2 separate regions of the Homo sapiens genome follow, and region 2 is linked to region 1. The links are chromatin loops, found by intact Hi-C in ENCODE. Cell type or tissue: body of pancreas. All regions are shown on one strand.

Region 1 (8,000 bases):
TCCAAAGCTGACATTCTTTTTTTATCTACAACTCACTACTCCTTGGCTCTTGATTTTAAGTGTGTGTTAGGATCCTTGCAGTAAATCACAATATCTGTGTCATTCAAAATACACTTTAATTATCAACTATATTGGATTAAAGGGGAAAAAAGTACACTTTAATATTGACTATCACTGGCAAAGCTAAGTTTGGCAAGCAAATGAGTGGGTAGAGAGCAGAGGAGTGAATGGACTCCTGTCTCCAGGATGCCTTTTCCTTCCTGAAGATGATCTGAGCACACAAGGTCCCCAAGCTGGGCCACAGTCCAGACTAGAGTCTTCCCAGATACATGGGTCACTCTGACTATTCTTGCCTGGTGGGGCAACACGGGTCCCTCCTTAGCAGAAGTGACGCTGGGGAGGGCACCTGCTTCCTGCCGTCTTAAGGACAGTGACCCCGGCTCTGTCTCCCACTCTGCACTTGCACCTTACCTCGTCTTTGAAGAGGCGTGCTTGGTCCTCACAACCTGTCAGGGTCTGAACAAAGCCGAAGACCTTGGAAACCAAAGATGACATGTTGACCAGGGGACAGAGCTTAGGCATGTAGGGAGAGCTGGCCTCCACAGCCTAGGTGCTTCTGAGCTGTGCCAATGCTGCTTTTTCTCACCAGCCTAAAAGGATCCTAGGGTTTCTATGCTGGCAGATGTGCCAAGTTGGGCCCCTTGCTTCTGAGGCCTGGGACCGAAGCCTGCCTCTCCTGCTGGATTTCTGGCTGAAACAGCAGCACAGCCCCCGCCCCCTCTGCCATAATGGACCTATCAGGAAGGGTCTCAGTCAGCCCCTACTGGGCAGCTAGAAGGGACTGTGCACAGGACAGATGAGCAAGAGGTAGTGCCAGGAGTGGTACCGGGTTCTACCTGACCTGGGCCTTTCCACCAGGGTATGGTGAGAGGGAGGAGGAGAGGAAGAGAAGGATAAAGAAGGGCCCTCGCTCCTCACCTCATCGATGGTCCACTTGGCGACTGTCGAGGCTGAGATGCCCGCTACTCCTGGCAGGAGCTTGCAGTGCTGCTCCCAGCACACTGAGAGTGAGCGGTCAGGGTGGGCCGACAGGGCTGACATGAAGAGGGACTGGTGCACGACATCGGGCGTGAGGGCTGGAAAGCAGAGGCAGAGGCTGGCAGGCCAACGAGGATGACTAAACTGTTCCCGAAGCCCATGCATACCCACACCACTCAGGAGACTGGCTGGCAGAGTAGACAGGACTCCGGGCCCCTTCTGACAGCCTGTAGAGTCAAGAGGGTGAGCCGTATCTCCTGACTCCTCACACAGTGTTCACTCCTGCTGGTAAAGTGACTCTCTTAAAGACTCTCAGGTCAGCTATTCGGAATGACCCTCACCCCGTCTCTCTGAGGCTGCACCACCCTGGGCCCTGCAAGGATACTCTCTTGGAGCTGCTGCAGCATCTCTAAAGACATAATTTTCTAGATGCCAACCATCAAAAGGGTCCTTAACATCCAAACAAGCTCAGCCTTGATGTCAGAAGTCCACTCTGTTTACTCTTCTTCTCATGAGTCCTTCCGGGCCACGACCAACTTTCTCAGAGCCAGGGTGATTCTGCTTCAGAATCACAGTCCCCCTGACCAGGCTGAAGACCACCCCTCTGGCCACTGCCATTGCCTCAAGCTCCAGTTCCTCCCCTTCCTCCACCAGCCCGGTCTGTACTACTGCCTATGCCAGCACTAGAGGGTGATCCCTGACCCACTCCCCAGCTCCATGTTGCCTGTGGCTTTGCTTCCTGGTCTGCCTCTGGGATCACTGGCCCCAACCTCCTACCTCAAGCAGCTGTACTGAGCTGATGACCGATGCTGCTCAGCTTGGCCTCCCCCTTGGTGGGGCCTGGCACGTGCCAACTTGGACTTCATCCCCCTCTGGCTGCTTTGACAAACCTGGCCCCACTCACTGCTGTCAGCCTTGGCCGGCCTTGTGCAATGTGGCCACTTTCCCAAGGGGTTTTCCCAGCCTCTGTCCATGGTCCAGGAGCATTGGCTCTTTATTCTCCTGGTGCTAATTCCAGATGCTCATCAATGCAGCACCTCCAAGTGCCCTCTTGTCAAAGACCCTCCCTGTTGGTCACAGATTGTCCTGCCCTCTCTCCCTGAGTGTCAGCCTTTCAGCCTGGCTTTTCCACCTCCATTCACCCACAAAGCCTCTGGGATTCCATCCTCAGCCCTACCAACCACACTTCTGTGCCACTGCCTTCCTGCTGCTCTCTCTGTTCATCAGCGAAATCCTAATACCTGCCCATACCCCAGACAGCCCCATCTCCCTGCTCAGCCAGCTCCTCTCATGGCCCGTCTGGGGCACACTCAGCATCTCTCATGACAGCTAGCACCACTAGCACCTCATCTACCTGGCCACAGGTTTGGCCTCTGGTACACCCAGGTACTCCCTCTCTGAAACCCTGTATCTGGGTTTCATACCCTGGGGTGGGGTTTGGGAGACAACATCAAGTTTGTAGGGAGCTTTTCTCCTTATCTTTCTTCCCCAGAGCACAGGGAAGAGCACAGGCCAGGAGTGCTTACCAGCAGTTACAGTGTCTTATCTAACTGCAGACCATCCAGTTGCAGGTCAGACATGGCTCCTCAGTTCCTTCAGTAGCTGACACTCCTAGGCCTAAAGACTAAGCCCAGCCAAGCCCTGTCCTCTCCGGGCAGATCTTCCTATGGAATTGTTCACCAGCAAACCTCAGAGCCTACACTAAGGAGGTCTACCCACCAGTATGTAAGAAGTTGCCTCTGGAACAAAACCCAGAGTGACCAGTGGCTCTTCTGGGTGACAGGCCAGCTAGAAGAGCAGGGGTGCCCTGTGGAAGTGAGACCTGGGCAATGACCCCTGCTCTATCCTTGAAGTGCCTCAAGGATCTGGGTGAGCCCTTCTTTGCCAGTTCCGTGACATAGTCTCAGCCTCTGGAAAGATGTAGCTTCCCAAGAATTCTACAGCCTAATTCTGGGATGAACACAGTAGGCAAGTGCCCTCTGGTGGTCAGAACTTGGTCCTGCAGTGGACTTGACCATGGGTACCACAGATGGGTACAAGAGGTGCCCACTGCAGTTTGATCCTTAGGAGTCCTTACTCTGAGGGTCTAGGTGCTGGCCAAGACCCTCATCACTCAGGTCTGAGGCTGAAGAAACTGCTTCTGTTCCCACAAAGAGGAAACAGTATGAGATGACAGCAAGAGGAAGTGAGGCAAGAGACTCAGACTAATAATACTGGCAGGGAGCTGTGCTAAGCACCTCACATGGAACATCTCAGTTAAGCCTCTCACCACATCATACGGTGGGTACGATTATTATCAGCATTTTACAGATAAGGAAGGTGAGGCTCAGAGAGGAGTGTCACCCACCCAAGATCTCTCAGCCTGTAAAAGGTAGTCTGACTTCAGGGCTATGCTTTTTATCACTATGTTACTTACTGCCCAGGTTACAGAGACTGTTCTTGAAGAATTGGGACAGCTTGGGTCTCGCCAAGGTGCACTAAACCAGGTGATTTCTCAAGGTCTCTTTTAGCCTTAAAATGACATGCATTCCATTCAACTGAGGCGTCCCTGCTGTGCATCAGGCCCTGTACTAGTGGCTGAAGATGTAAGATGAATTCACCACCTAGGGGAGGGCTCAGCCACTATGCCCCTCCCGCTGAAGTATGTTATGGGCTAAAATGTGTCCCCGCAAAATTCATATGCTGAAGCCCTAACCCCCAGTGCCTCTGAATGGGACTGCATTTGGAAAAAGGGCCTTTAAAGAGTGATTAAGTTAAAATGAAGTCATTAGGATGGGCCCTAATCCAATTCAATTGGTATCCTTACAAGAAGAGACACTTTGGACACATCATGGGACCCCAGGAATGCTTGTGCACAGAAGAAAGACCATGTGAGAACACAGCAAGAAGGCAGCCATCTGCAAGCCAAGGAGGGAAGCTTCAGAAGAAATCAAGCCTGCCAACACCTTGATCTTGGACTTCTGGCCTCCAGAACTGTGGAAAATAAATTTCTATTGTGTAAGCCACCCAGTCTATGGTATTTTTGTTACAGCAGCAAGCACGCTAGTGCAAGGGGAGTGAGAAGTGAACTGACATTTGGGTTAGGTGCTTTATGTCTCTTATACCAGCAGCATGCAGCAGGAGGAGTCAGGCCAGATCCGAGTTGGAATGCCAGCTCTCCCCCTTACAAGGTGAATGACCTTGGGCAAGTGACATCACCCTCTGAGACTCACATTCCTCCTCTCACAGAAGAACAATATACATGTTAGAGAACTCTTGTGAGAGTTAGACACAGTATGTGTAAAGAACCTGGCATAGTGCCTGGCCCATAGTAGATGCTCAGTAAGCAGTGGTAGTAACCACTGTTATTTCAGGTATTGACAATGGAAAGGCAGGTTTTATCCAGTTACTCAAGTGAGAAAACTGAAGCTCAAAGATGTTAAGTGACTTGCTTAAGATCACACAGGTAGAAAGTGATGGCCATGGCCTCCTTCCCAGGAAGCCTAGAATCAGAGAAGAGCAGGAGCATCATCTTGCTGCACAGTGAGAACCAAAGGCCCCGAGAAGCTCTGTACCCTCCCCACAGACTCACAGCAAGGCCATGGGGGACATGAGATTGGAACCCAAGGTCACTCAAGGCCCCTCCACTGCTTTTGCCACTGCTCTGTGCTCTCAGTATCTCAAACGAAGAGGCACAGCCCTCCTTCTAGCTTCTCCCACTCTGGGAAATCTGTCTCATCCCACCAATGACAGAGCACTCGCTGTGAACACTCTGTGGTGGAGGACATAGGAGCAGATAACCCAGACTTACTCTGGAAATCTTCCTGCGGAATCTTTCGATACTTCGGAGGGCGTCCAATTCTGGAGAAAGACGGACCAGGTCCATGGCAGGGAATCAGTGTCTGGCCCAGTCCAAGAGGCTACAAGGCCCCACACCCCCAGGAAGCCCGGGCCCTGATTCCCTGGCCTCCATACCGGCCGTGATGGCGAGGCTTCTTCCTTGGGGAGAAGCCTGAGAGGTTCTTCTTGCGGGCTGAGGCCTCCGAGTCAGACAGCTCCGCTTTCAGCCGGCTCTGGTTCCTCTCAGCCAGTGGGCAGCCTGAGAGGCAATGGTGAGCTGTGAACTTGCCTGTGACATGGCCAGAGCCGTCGCAACCAGGAGTGGGGCACTTCCTGGGGAAGAAGAGACTTCAGTTGGGTTTAATCCACTGGTCCCCGCTGAGCCCTCCTCAGCCCTGGTCCCAGCTGGAGTGTGTTTTGGTGGACCCCAGTCGCCTGCATGCAGTAAGTGCAAAACAACGCTGAGGGTCTCTCACCAGGAACCTTCACTCACCGGTGGTGAAAGCTGTATTTGGAGGTCCTAGTGTGGGGCAGGCTCCTATAGCTGAGAGGGGGACAGCCCCCAGGGGAGGCAGAGCTGGGCTCTCTGGGTCCTAAAAGAGCAGAAAGGAGGCGGTCCTCATGGAGTCCTGGGGGTGGGGAGTGTGGGGCACGGAAGGAGCAGTTTCCACTGGGGAGATCAGCACTAGAAACCCACTCCCCAAGGATGAGGGCCCTGCGTTGGCTGTGACACCATTCTGTGTTACTGGATATCTGCCCCTCTCTGGGTAAGGAGGGCTTAGCTCTCATATGTTAATACTTTGCTGAAACCTGCAGGCTATGCCCTCAGTCTCTGAGAGAACTCTGGGGGAGAAGAGCCACTCAGAGCTGGTTGGGTGTAGCCATACCTTAGAAGCCACATCTGGCAGATTCATGTCACTCTCAGTTCTTTTTCTTGTTTTCATCCCCAAGACTTTGGTAACTTTTTTAAGGCTCTGCCTATGCTTGGAGAACATTCAAGAAGGATCAACACCCCATGTGAGACAAACACGGTTGCAGCAGGGAAATAAGGAAGGGAAATCCTAAGGGTGAAAATGGGGCTGAGCAGCCCAGTGACCTGAACTCTAACCCCTGCCTGCACAGACAATCAGAATTTACTTTAGGAAGCCATCATGTCCTTAGCAAACAGTGCACGCTCAGTGTGGCTCTGCTAGATGCTGAGAGAAATCCCTGGGTGCCTGACCACCTCTGAAGCACATGCAACCAAGTGAGCTTGCCCCTTTGCACCTCAACACCCCAAACCCCGACAACTGGGGTAGCCAGAAGCACTGCTTAGTGTAGCAGATGGTCCGGGGGTGGGGCAGATGGGGGATTCTGGAACTCATGGTAGGCATCAGAGCCCTCTGTGTCATATTTGGGCATGGGGAGTCAGAGCTCTGTAGGCAAACTATAGGATTGTCAGAACCTGGGGGGAAAGGAAAAGATCAGAGTGCCCTAGGGGTACACACCGAGAGGAGGCTGCAGGGGATGTCCTGTCTTGGAGCACCAGCCGGCAGGGTGGATGTCTGGGTGGTCAGCGTCGATCCAGAAATCATAGCCATGACTCCAGCCATCAAAGTGGATCTGGGGAGGAAAGGCTCTTGGAAGTCAGGCGTTTCTCATGGAGCCCAGCTCAGCCAGAAGGTCCTCTCCCCATCCCTGGGACCTGTCAGAAGCAAGATCCTGGATTGAAAGAACCAAGGGGCCAACCCTGCAATAATCTGTCTTGGCCACCACATTTTCCAAGGGCATCACTCATTAAGTTACTGGCATCTCCCACTGGCAATCCTTAGGTGGGACGAGGATTATTAGGCCCATTTTACAGATGATGTAAGGCTTAGAGAGGGAAAATGACTTGTCCAAGCCCACAAAAATAAGTCACAGATGAGGCAAGAATGAGATTCAAGATCTTTGGCTTCATCTCTCTCATGCCATGATGCCCCTGACCTCTAAACAGTCTACAGAATTCCTGCCCAACTGGCCTGTCCACTTCCCAGCCCTAGGGTCCCAGAGCCACCTTTATCCGATGGTCCTCCACATCCTCCACGCTGGCCACGCGAATCAGGGCTGGGTTCCTGCGGTCCACAGCCTCCAGCTTCATATTGACCAGGAAGCTGTGAGGGGGTCGCTGCAGAGGGGACAGCTGCCTTCAGGGCAAGGCGCAGCTCAGCAGAGCTGAGCCCCACAGAGGGAGCCCAAATGCTGTGCCTGGGGAAACTGGGGCCTGCCCAAAGGGGAAGGCTAGGGCCCCAGCCTGGCTAGCTGAGTGCTCCATGTCTTTCTGAGCTCAGCTCTGGGGTCAGGGAGCACTGACTCACCACCTTGAAGGCCCAGGTGGGGACAGCAGAGGCCCCAGTTTCTTCCAGATATTTCTCCCAACAGAAGTTATCAGGGTCTGGGTAGTCTGGAGGAGAGGATGAGAGCAATGTCTAGCCACCCAGGTGTACTGCGGAAGCCCTCTGCCCCCAAGCAGGACCAGGAACATGGAAGGGACAGAAGCCCTTGGAGTAGAATCTCTCCCACCATCACCACAGCCAGCTCCTTGCACTGGGCTCCTCAGGCAGATGGGTGCTAGTAGAACCAAGCAAGGCACCACCCTAATAGTTCACAGGGCTGTCTGGGAACCCTGACTCCTGTCACTCTTGGCCTGTTGCTCCCACCCCAGCCCCATTTGAATCTCTACTGTATTTGGGCCAATGCAATACTCCCAGGATGAAGGACTCATTTTCTTTACTTCTGATTCCCTGTTTCCTTGCTGAGATGGTCATGTAACTTTCTTCCCCTAAACCCCAGTGGAGTCAGGGTTTGACAGGAGTCTCCTAAAATCAAAGGGTTCTCAACTCCCAGGCCAAGAAGCTGAGGCTTCAGGACATGTCTGTTCTCTCACCCTGACCCTAGAGAGCCAGCTACTGGGGCACTACTGGTGAGGGGTCAGTGGAGAGGGAAGCAGAGCCAGGCTTAGGAAAGGGGGCTTGCTCAGGCTGCAGGGTCACCTTGTGGAGGGGTGAGGGGCTTTCCTTGCTTCTGGCACCAGCCCACTGGGTGGATGTAGGGGCTGCTGGGATCACACCTGAAATCCAAGAACATGTCACTGTCCCAAGAGAAACTTGAGGCCCTGAGCCTGC
Region 2 (8,000 bases), 140 kb before region 1:
GCTTGAGCCCTGTAGTTCAAGACCAGCCTGGAAAACATAGGAAGACCCTGTCTCTACAAATTAAAAAAAAAAAAAAAAAGGCCGGGCACAGTGGCTCACGCTTGTAATCCCAGCACTTTGGGAGGCTGAGGTGGGTAGATCACAAGGTCAGGAGTTCAAGACCAGTCAGGCCAACATGGTGAAACCCTGTCTCTACTAAAAATACAAAAATTAGCCGGGCGTGGTGGCAGGCGCCTGTAATCCCAGCTCCTCAGGAGGCTGAGGCAGAGAATTGCTGGAACCCAGGAGGCGAAGGTTGCAGTAAGCCAAGATCACGCCATTGCACTCCAGCCTGGACGACAGAGCAAGACTCAGTCTCAAAAAAATTAACAAGGAAAAAAAAAAAAAGAACAGGAATGGTGGCTCATACCTACAATCCCAGCACTTTGAGAGGCTGACGTGGGAGGATCATTTGAGCCCAGAAGTTCAACCAGCCTGGGCAGCATAGTGAGATACTCTCTCTACAAAAATTTTTCAAAAAGATTAGCCAGACATGGTGGCACATGTGGCACCAGCTACTTTAGAAGCTGAGGTGGGAGGATTGCTTGGGCCTGGGAGGTCGAGGCTGCAATGAGCCGTGATTATGTCACTGTACCCCAGCCTGGGTGACAGAGCGAACCCCCGCCTCAATCAATCAAAAAAATTAGCCAACACTCTCCAGCCAGTGCAACAGAGTAAGACTCGTCTCAAAAAAAAATTAATTTAAAAACGCCTAGTTCCAGGCCAGGCACGGTGGCTCACGTCTGTAATTCCAGCACTTTGGGAGGCTGAGGCGGGTAGATCACGAGGTCAGGAGTTCAAGACCAGCCTGACCAACATGGTGAAACCCCATCTCTATTAAAAATACAAAAAAATTAGCCAGGTGTGGTAGCACGTGCCTGTAATCCCAGCTAATCAAGAGGCTAAGACACGAGAATCGCTTGAACCCGGGAGGCGGAGGATGCAGTGAGCTGAGATCGCGCCACTGCACTCTAACCTGAGCGACAAAGCAAGACTCCGTCTCAAAAAAAAAAAAAAAAAAAATGCCTAGTTCCCTTCATCTCCCTCTTTCTCATAAGCCATGCCTGCCTCAGTGGAATGGCATCCTCTGGGCTGGTATCGAGGAGAAGAGATGAGGGAACTCCCAAGGTAGCCCCAGGCAGTCATGGCACTTATTGCCTCTTCTAGGTTGGGGACATCCCCAACCTCTCTGAGCCTTGCTCTCTCCATCTATAAAATGGGACTAACAACTTCTGCCCACCTCACAGGACTGCTGTGGCGATCAAAAGAAGGCATCTGTGCCCTGTGAAGGTCACAGGGTGCAATCATCATTAAATCAGGGATAGCAGCAGCTGCCATTTGCTGAGAGCAAATGTACAGAACCTGCAAGCCCCCTACAAGCATCACCTGCTTAATTCTCATGACAACGCTGCACTGCTACTGCTCCCCTCCATGGGTGGAACAAGAGAAGCCGAGTAATCAGCCCAATAGCCCTCAGACCATGAGTGAGGAAGCCTGGAGACACTCTGAAACTTGGAATCTCAGGGCTGGAGCCAGGGCAGCATAAGAGTGTCCAGACTGGCTGGTAGACAACTCACACCCAATGCTCAGCTTGACACCCCCAACCCCAACACAAGGCAATCTCACAGTCCCCAGGTACACTGGTGGGTGAAGACCCACTGTGTGCAAGGCACTGTCCCAGCAGTTACTTTTTGGTCTTCCTCTTTGGTCCATGGCCCCTTGACAAGGTCTGGATTCAAAACTCTCAGCCACCTGTACTGGCATTGCTGGTCAGTGCGGTTCTGGGAAAAGAACAGAAGAACAAACCAATCTGTGAGAACTTCTGGGACCTCGGGCTGGGGGCCTGGTTAAGTACTAGGCTCAGGGGCCTATGGCCTGGGACTAGGCACACCTTGGGTAGGTGTGTCCTGTTCCATGCAGCCACCACTCACTGCAAGCCCACATGCCGGAACATGGGCGGTTTCCCTTTGCTACACGAGAGGGCAAACTCGGTCCCCTGTGGGAAGCCGCTCCCTACCAACCGAACACAAGGGGCCACCATCACAAGTCTTTAATTCCTTGTACGTCAGGGACCCCTGCTTTTTTCTAGGAGAGCATTTTTATTCCCTGAAGAGTTCAGATTACACAGAAGAGGGGGAGATGAGGAAATGGGGCAGGAAAGGATCTGGTGACATGCTTTCTGAGCAGCCCAGGCAGTAAGACATATGGCAGCTCCTGCCACACCCCCTCCCTCCCAGACACCTGTGGGTCAGGGGTGGGAGGGCCTGAGAAGGAGGTCCTGAGGGGAACCCCCTCACCATCAGGAGGCTCTAAATACTCGAATGTGGTAGCACCTGCCAGCCCTGCAGGGGCCTCACCATGAAGCCTGCTGAAAGCATCACTTCCCCTCAGTTTCAGTCTCACTGTTGAGAAACCGAACACCTGTTCACTCCTGACTTACAGGAAGAAATGCAAATATGCACCACATGCTGCAAATGTCTCAGAGCCTGAAGACCACCAGGCATGCTGAGGAGCTGGAAGATGTTTACAGCAGTGTACCCTGAATGCCAGCTTGGGAAGAGAGATCCTACAAAGGTCCATTTGCCCTGTTTTATTTGGTTTTGTTTTCAGGGGCTGAGTAAGGAACTCCCTTTTCCCCTCCTTGGCAAAGTCTGTCCCAGGCACACTGTTCTCCCAGAGCCCTTGCCCCGAGGGAGGGCCACAGCAGGACTGTACTCACAGGGAAGTGGCTGGCCAGGAACTTCCAGTCCTGCTGTCCAAACTGCCTCACCAGGGCCCTCAGCTGCTCGTCCTGCCAACACCAGAAAGACAGGGGCTCAGCACACATACGTGCAGAAAACCTCAGGGCTGCCCGTGACAGAGCCCAATCTAAAAGAACAGCCTCGTTCATCCATTCCGTCATGAAGTGAATACGTACAAGGTGCCAGGCACTACAGCTGCAGCAGCAGGCAGCAAAAGAGCTGCCCCTGATCTCATGGGAGGGAGCCAGCTGCCAATGGAAGGCTCACAGGAACAAAAGTAAAGCCACCCCCTGCTGGGAGATATGGAGAGGTACGTGGTGACTGCCTACTCAGGGACACTAAGGGACAGGTTCCAAGGAAATGCAGAATAGCTAAAATGGAGGAAGCAAAACAGATCCAAGATGATTTTGGAGGGAACCATAGGGGCCAGACCATTCGCAGCATCAGTTCAACCATCTATCATGCAAAACCACTGATGTGTTTGAAGAGTGGGTGGTCACAGTCAAACGTTCTATGAAGAGAACTTTGTAAAGTTCTCTTTGCCTGCTACAGGGTGGGAAAGGGGCTGGAAGGGAGCCGAGCGGACATAAGGAGGTCATTACTGAACTCAGGCCAGAGCTGACAGTGATTCAGCACTAGAAGCTGGAGGTCTGGGCAAAAACAAGAGTAGTTAGAAGACAGGCTAGTATCTATCAAAATAGCCTCCCGAAATGAACTACCAATTCACGCGATAACATGAATCTCAGTGTCACTATGATGTGTGAAAGAAGCCAGACACAGGAGGGTACATGCCGTATGATTCCATGCACATGAAGTTCTAGAAAATGTAAACTAAGCTATAGGGACAAAAAGTGGTTGTCTGAGGCCAGTGGTGGAAAGGGATGAACAGCAAAGGGGGGCAAGGAATGTCTTGGGGACAATGGAAATGTCCTATAGCCCGGCTGTGCTGGTGGTTCTACTGAATTGTACTACAAATGGTTGTAGTTAATTATATATAAAGTTTTCCTCAGTCAAATCAATTAATATATAAAGAAAATGTCAAGCCAGGCGCAGTGGCTCACACCTGTAATCCCAGCACTTTGGGAGGCCGTGGTGGGCAGATCACGAGGTCAGGGGTTCGAGACCAGCCTGGCCAATATGGCGAAACCCCATCTCTATTAAAAATACAAAAATTAGCCAGGTGTGGTGGTGGGTGCCTGTAATCCCAGCTACTCGGGAGGATGAGGAAGAATTGCTTGAACCTGGGAGGCGGAGGTTGCAGTGAGCCGAGATCATGCCACTGCACTCCAGCCTCGGCAACAGAGCAAGAGTGAGACTCCATCTCAAACAAAAGAAAAAAGAAAGAAAATGTCATGCATATAAACAATGGATATTACTCAGTCGAGAGAATTCTGACACATGCTACAGCATGGATGAAAGCTGAGGACACTATGCTAAGTCAAATAGCCAGACAGGGCAAATACTCAGGATTCCACTCACAGGAAGCATCTAAAATAGTCAAAATCAGGCAGGGAGCAGTGGCTCATGCCTTTAACCCCAACACTTCAGGAGGCCGAGGCAGGTGGATCACCTGAGGTCAGGAGTTTGAGACCAGCCTGGCCAACATGGTGAAAGTTCGTCTCTACTAATACAAAAATTAGCCCAGCGTGGTGGCAGGCGCCTGTGATCCCAGCTACTCGGGAGGCTGCAGCAGAAGATTCACTTGAACCCGGGAAGTAGAGGTTGCAGTGAGCTAAGATCATGCCATTGCACTGCAGCATGGGCAACAGAGCAAGACTCTGTCTTGAAAAAATAAAATAAATAAATAAAATAGTCAAAATCACAGAAACAGAGTAGAAAGATAGCTGCCAAGGGCTGGAGGGTGGGAGGAGAGTGAATTCATGTTTAATTAGTTTCAGTTTTCCATCCTTTTTTTTTTTTTGAGATAGGGTCTCTCTTGGTCACCCAAGCTAGAGTGCAGTGGTGCAAACACAGCCCACCCCGCATCCTCAACCTCATGGGCTCAAGTGATCCTTCCACCTCAGCCTCCCAAGTAGGTGGGACCACAGACACACACCACCAGGCCTGGCTAATTTTCATTTTTTTGTTGTAGAGACAGGATCTCACATGTTCTTCAGGCTGGTCTAGACTGCCTCAAGCAATCTCCTGCCTCGGCCTCCCAAAGTGCTGGGATTACAGGCCTGAGCCACCGTGACCCACCAAGTTGGTGGGTATTTTTTGTTTTGTTTTTAATGATAGGGTCTTGCTATGTTTTCCAAGCTGGTCTAGGACTCTTACACTCAGGCAATCCTCCCGCTTCGGCCTCCCACAGTACTCGGTTTACAGGCATAAACCACCACACTCAGCCTCGTTTCCAATTTCAAAGATGAAAAAGTTTTAGAGATCTTTTGCAAAACAATCTGAAAATACTTAACACCACTGAACTACAAAGTTAAAGATGGTTAAGGGGTAGATTTAAGGGGGAGGAAAAGGGGATAAATTTAAAGTGAGGTGGTTTTGTCACACATACAAATTTATATGTGTATATATGTATACATGCTCCTAGACAGAAAAATTGGTCACAACGTGGCCCACGACAGGTATCAAAGCCCTCAACTACAGCTTGGCCAGAACCAGCACAGGCTGGGCAAAGTCACCATAAATTCTCTGGGTGAGCCAGCCCAGGACACCCTTCCCTACCTATACCATGTCCCCTCCCTGCCCTGGCCAGGCTCTTACCTGCTTCCTTCTGTGTTCCCCAGTCCATCTCTGGCACCACCACTCTCCCTGACAACTGACCTGGATACTATCATTTCCAAACTTACATTCTTCCCACCCACCCTGGGACTCCCCAACGTGGTCAGCTCCATCCCCGCACTGCCCTCTCCACAGCCACCTCTTGCTTGCCTGGCACAGCGCCCTCTCCCACTCCCTCAGCACTGGTCTCTCAGCCCCAGCCTGTGCTCTATATGTTTTTTTCTTTTTTTTTTTTTTTTTGAGACGGAGTTTTGCTCTTGTTGTCCAGGCTGGAGTGCAATGGTGCGATCTCAGCTCACTGCAACTTCCGCCTCTGGGTTCAAGTGATTCTCCTGCCTCAGCCTCCCAAATTGCTGGGATTACAGGTGCCCACAACCACACCCAGCTAATTTTTTGTATTTTTAGTAGAGACAGGATTCAGCCATGTTGGCCAGGCTGGTCTGGAACTCCTAATCTCAGGTGATCCACCCATCTCAGCCTCCCAAAGTGCTGGGATTACAGGCGTGAGCCACCGCGCCAGGCCACCCATCTCTCTTATCGATCCCCCACACAGCAGATGAACTCCCCTGAAGCCCGGCTACATTCACATCACTCCCTGCATTAAAAACCTTCCATCTTTGTCCAGTTCAGAGTTAGAAAAAACAATCCAAAAACCAAGCTAACCTGGCTCTGCATTGAGAGCTGAACAATCCTACAGCTTCTAAGCCCAACATTCAAGGCCCTCGAGGAATCAGCCCCAGTGTATCCTTTCTTTTTTTTTTTTTTTCTTTCTTTCTTTCTTTCTTTATTTATTTTTTTATTGATCATTCTTGGGTGTTTCTCGCAGAGGGGGATTTGGCAGGGTCACAGGACAATAGTGGAGGGAAGGTCAGCAGATAAACAAGTAAACAAAGGTCTCTGGTTTTCCTAGGCAGAGGACCCTGCGGCCTTCCGCAGTGTTTGTGTCCCTGGGTACTTGAGATTAGGGAGTGGTGATGACTCTTAACGAGCATGCTGCCTTCAAGCGTCTGTTTAACAAAGCACATCTTGCACCGCCCTTAATCCATTTAACCCTGAGTGGACACAGCACGTTTCAGAGAGCACAGGGTTGGGGGTAAGATCATAGATCAACAGGATCCCAAGGCAGAAGAATTTTTCTTAGTACAGAACAAAATGAAAAGTCTCCCATGTCTACCTCTTTCTACACAGACACGGCAACCATCCGATTTCTCAATCTTTTCCCCACCTTTCCCCTCTTTCTATTCCACAAAACTGCCATTGTCATCATGGCCCGTTCTCAATGAGCTGTTGGGTACACCTCCCAGACGGGGTGGTGGCCGGGCAGAGGGGCTCCTCACTTCCCAGTAGGGGCGGCCGGGCAGAGGCGCCCCTCACCTCCCGGACGGGGTGGCTGGCCAGGCAGGGGGCTGACCCCCCCACCTCCCTCCCAGTCGGGGCGGCTGGCCAGGCAGAGGGGCTCCTCACTTCCCAGTAGGGGTGGCCGGGCGGCCATCTCCGTCAACCATTTCTCCCCTTCAAGGACCCTTCCCTCCCACCAAACTGGCCTCCTGTACTGGCTTTTCTCCACCTATAGCCCCTTTCCTGATCTGACTTACCCACTTTTTGCACACTGTAGGTCTTCCCTCACTGCTAAATTTCCAAATCCTCATCCTTAGCTCAAAGGTCACTTTCTCCACATAAGTTTCCTTAACCTCTTCAGGCAGCAGTAATCTCTCCTTCTAAAGGTACTTGCCATCCACTCATCTTACAATTAGCAGGTGCCCAGAGCTACAACAGTGAGCACCAACAGACACTGATCCTACCGGTGCCGCGGATGACCACAGCACATTCCAGGGACCTGCACACGGTCTTATCTCTCCATTCCAGAGAGAAATCTGCTCTGGGGTAGGAACTTGGTCTTGTTTATTCTTCTAAGCCCACAAGAGCCAAATATAGTCCCTGGTCCACAACAGGATGAGCAGAAAAGGTTTGCTTAGCACGCATCTGGAAAAACATCTTTCATGATTTAAAAGGAGTTTACCACTCACACAGCAAGTTTTAGAAAAAACAAAACAAGCTAGTCATGGTGGCTTCTGCCTGTAATCCCAACACTTTGGGAGGCCAAGGCAGGAAGATTGCTTGAGCCCAGGAGACCAGCCTGGGCAACATAGCAAGACCCTCTTCTCTATTTAAAAACAAAAAACAAAAGCAATACAAATAATACAATACAAAAAAAAAAACCCAATCCTAAAATTAAAGACATCTATGATGTTAACTATGGGTTGAAAACAAAACAAAACAAAAAACACTGAAGAACTGAAGACACTAAGAAAAACTGAGGTAAAATAAAAAGGCCAGTAGAAGTCTAAAATGGTACAATCCATTAAGAAAAAGGCAGTTTCTGTAAAACTAAACATACACCTACCCCATGACCATACCTATCTTCCCAAAAGAAAGGGAAACATGTATTTGCAAAAAGACTTATGCAAGAATCTTCAAGGTAGC

The links. Peaks named below come from ENCODE experiments on the same cell type or tissue, not always from the same donor. Only the 100,000 strongest peaks of a DNase experiment are listed, where the experiment ranks them.
Region 2: a loop joins it to region 1, with 2.1 times the contacts of the local background. A loop is called at or near these places in 38 of 110 quality-filtered maps.

Annotation. Positions count from the first base shown.
Region 1 is chr20:43,533,287-43,541,286 of GRCh38, reverse strand. L3MBTL1 (L3MBTL histone methyl-lysine binding protein 1) reads right to left here. Exons shown (of 22, transcript NM_001377303.1): 13 at 7,869-7,945; 14 at 7,194-7,279; 15 at 6,893-7,003; 16 at 6,345-6,459; 17 at 5,351-5,450; 18 at 4,993-5,190; 19 at 4,829-4,878; 20 at 979-1,136; 21 at 472-534; 22 at 1-353. The coding sequence ends at 159. Among named protein-coding and RNA genes, the nearest start is that of SGK2, 22 kb to the left of the region's middle. In body of pancreas, a CTCF peak has its summit at 3,026 (motif pointing left); DNase peaks (open chromatin) are centred at 1,926 and 3,026; H3K27ac peaks cover 410 bases.
Region 2 is chr20:43,676,614-43,684,613 of GRCh38, reverse strand. It overlaps MYBL2 (MYB proto-oncogene like 2), which reads right to left. Exons shown (of 14, transcript NM_002466.4): 3 at 2,759-2,830; 4 at 1,728-1,820. Among named protein-coding and RNA genes, the nearest start is that of MYBL2, 14 kb to the right of the region's middle. RefSeq lists an enhancer at 6,014-6,704. In body of pancreas, a CTCF peak has its summit at 3,064 (motif pointing left); DNase peaks (open chromatin) are centred at 1,983, 2,373, 3,023 and 3,353; H3K4me3 peaks cover 811 bases; H3K27ac peaks cover 2,619 bases.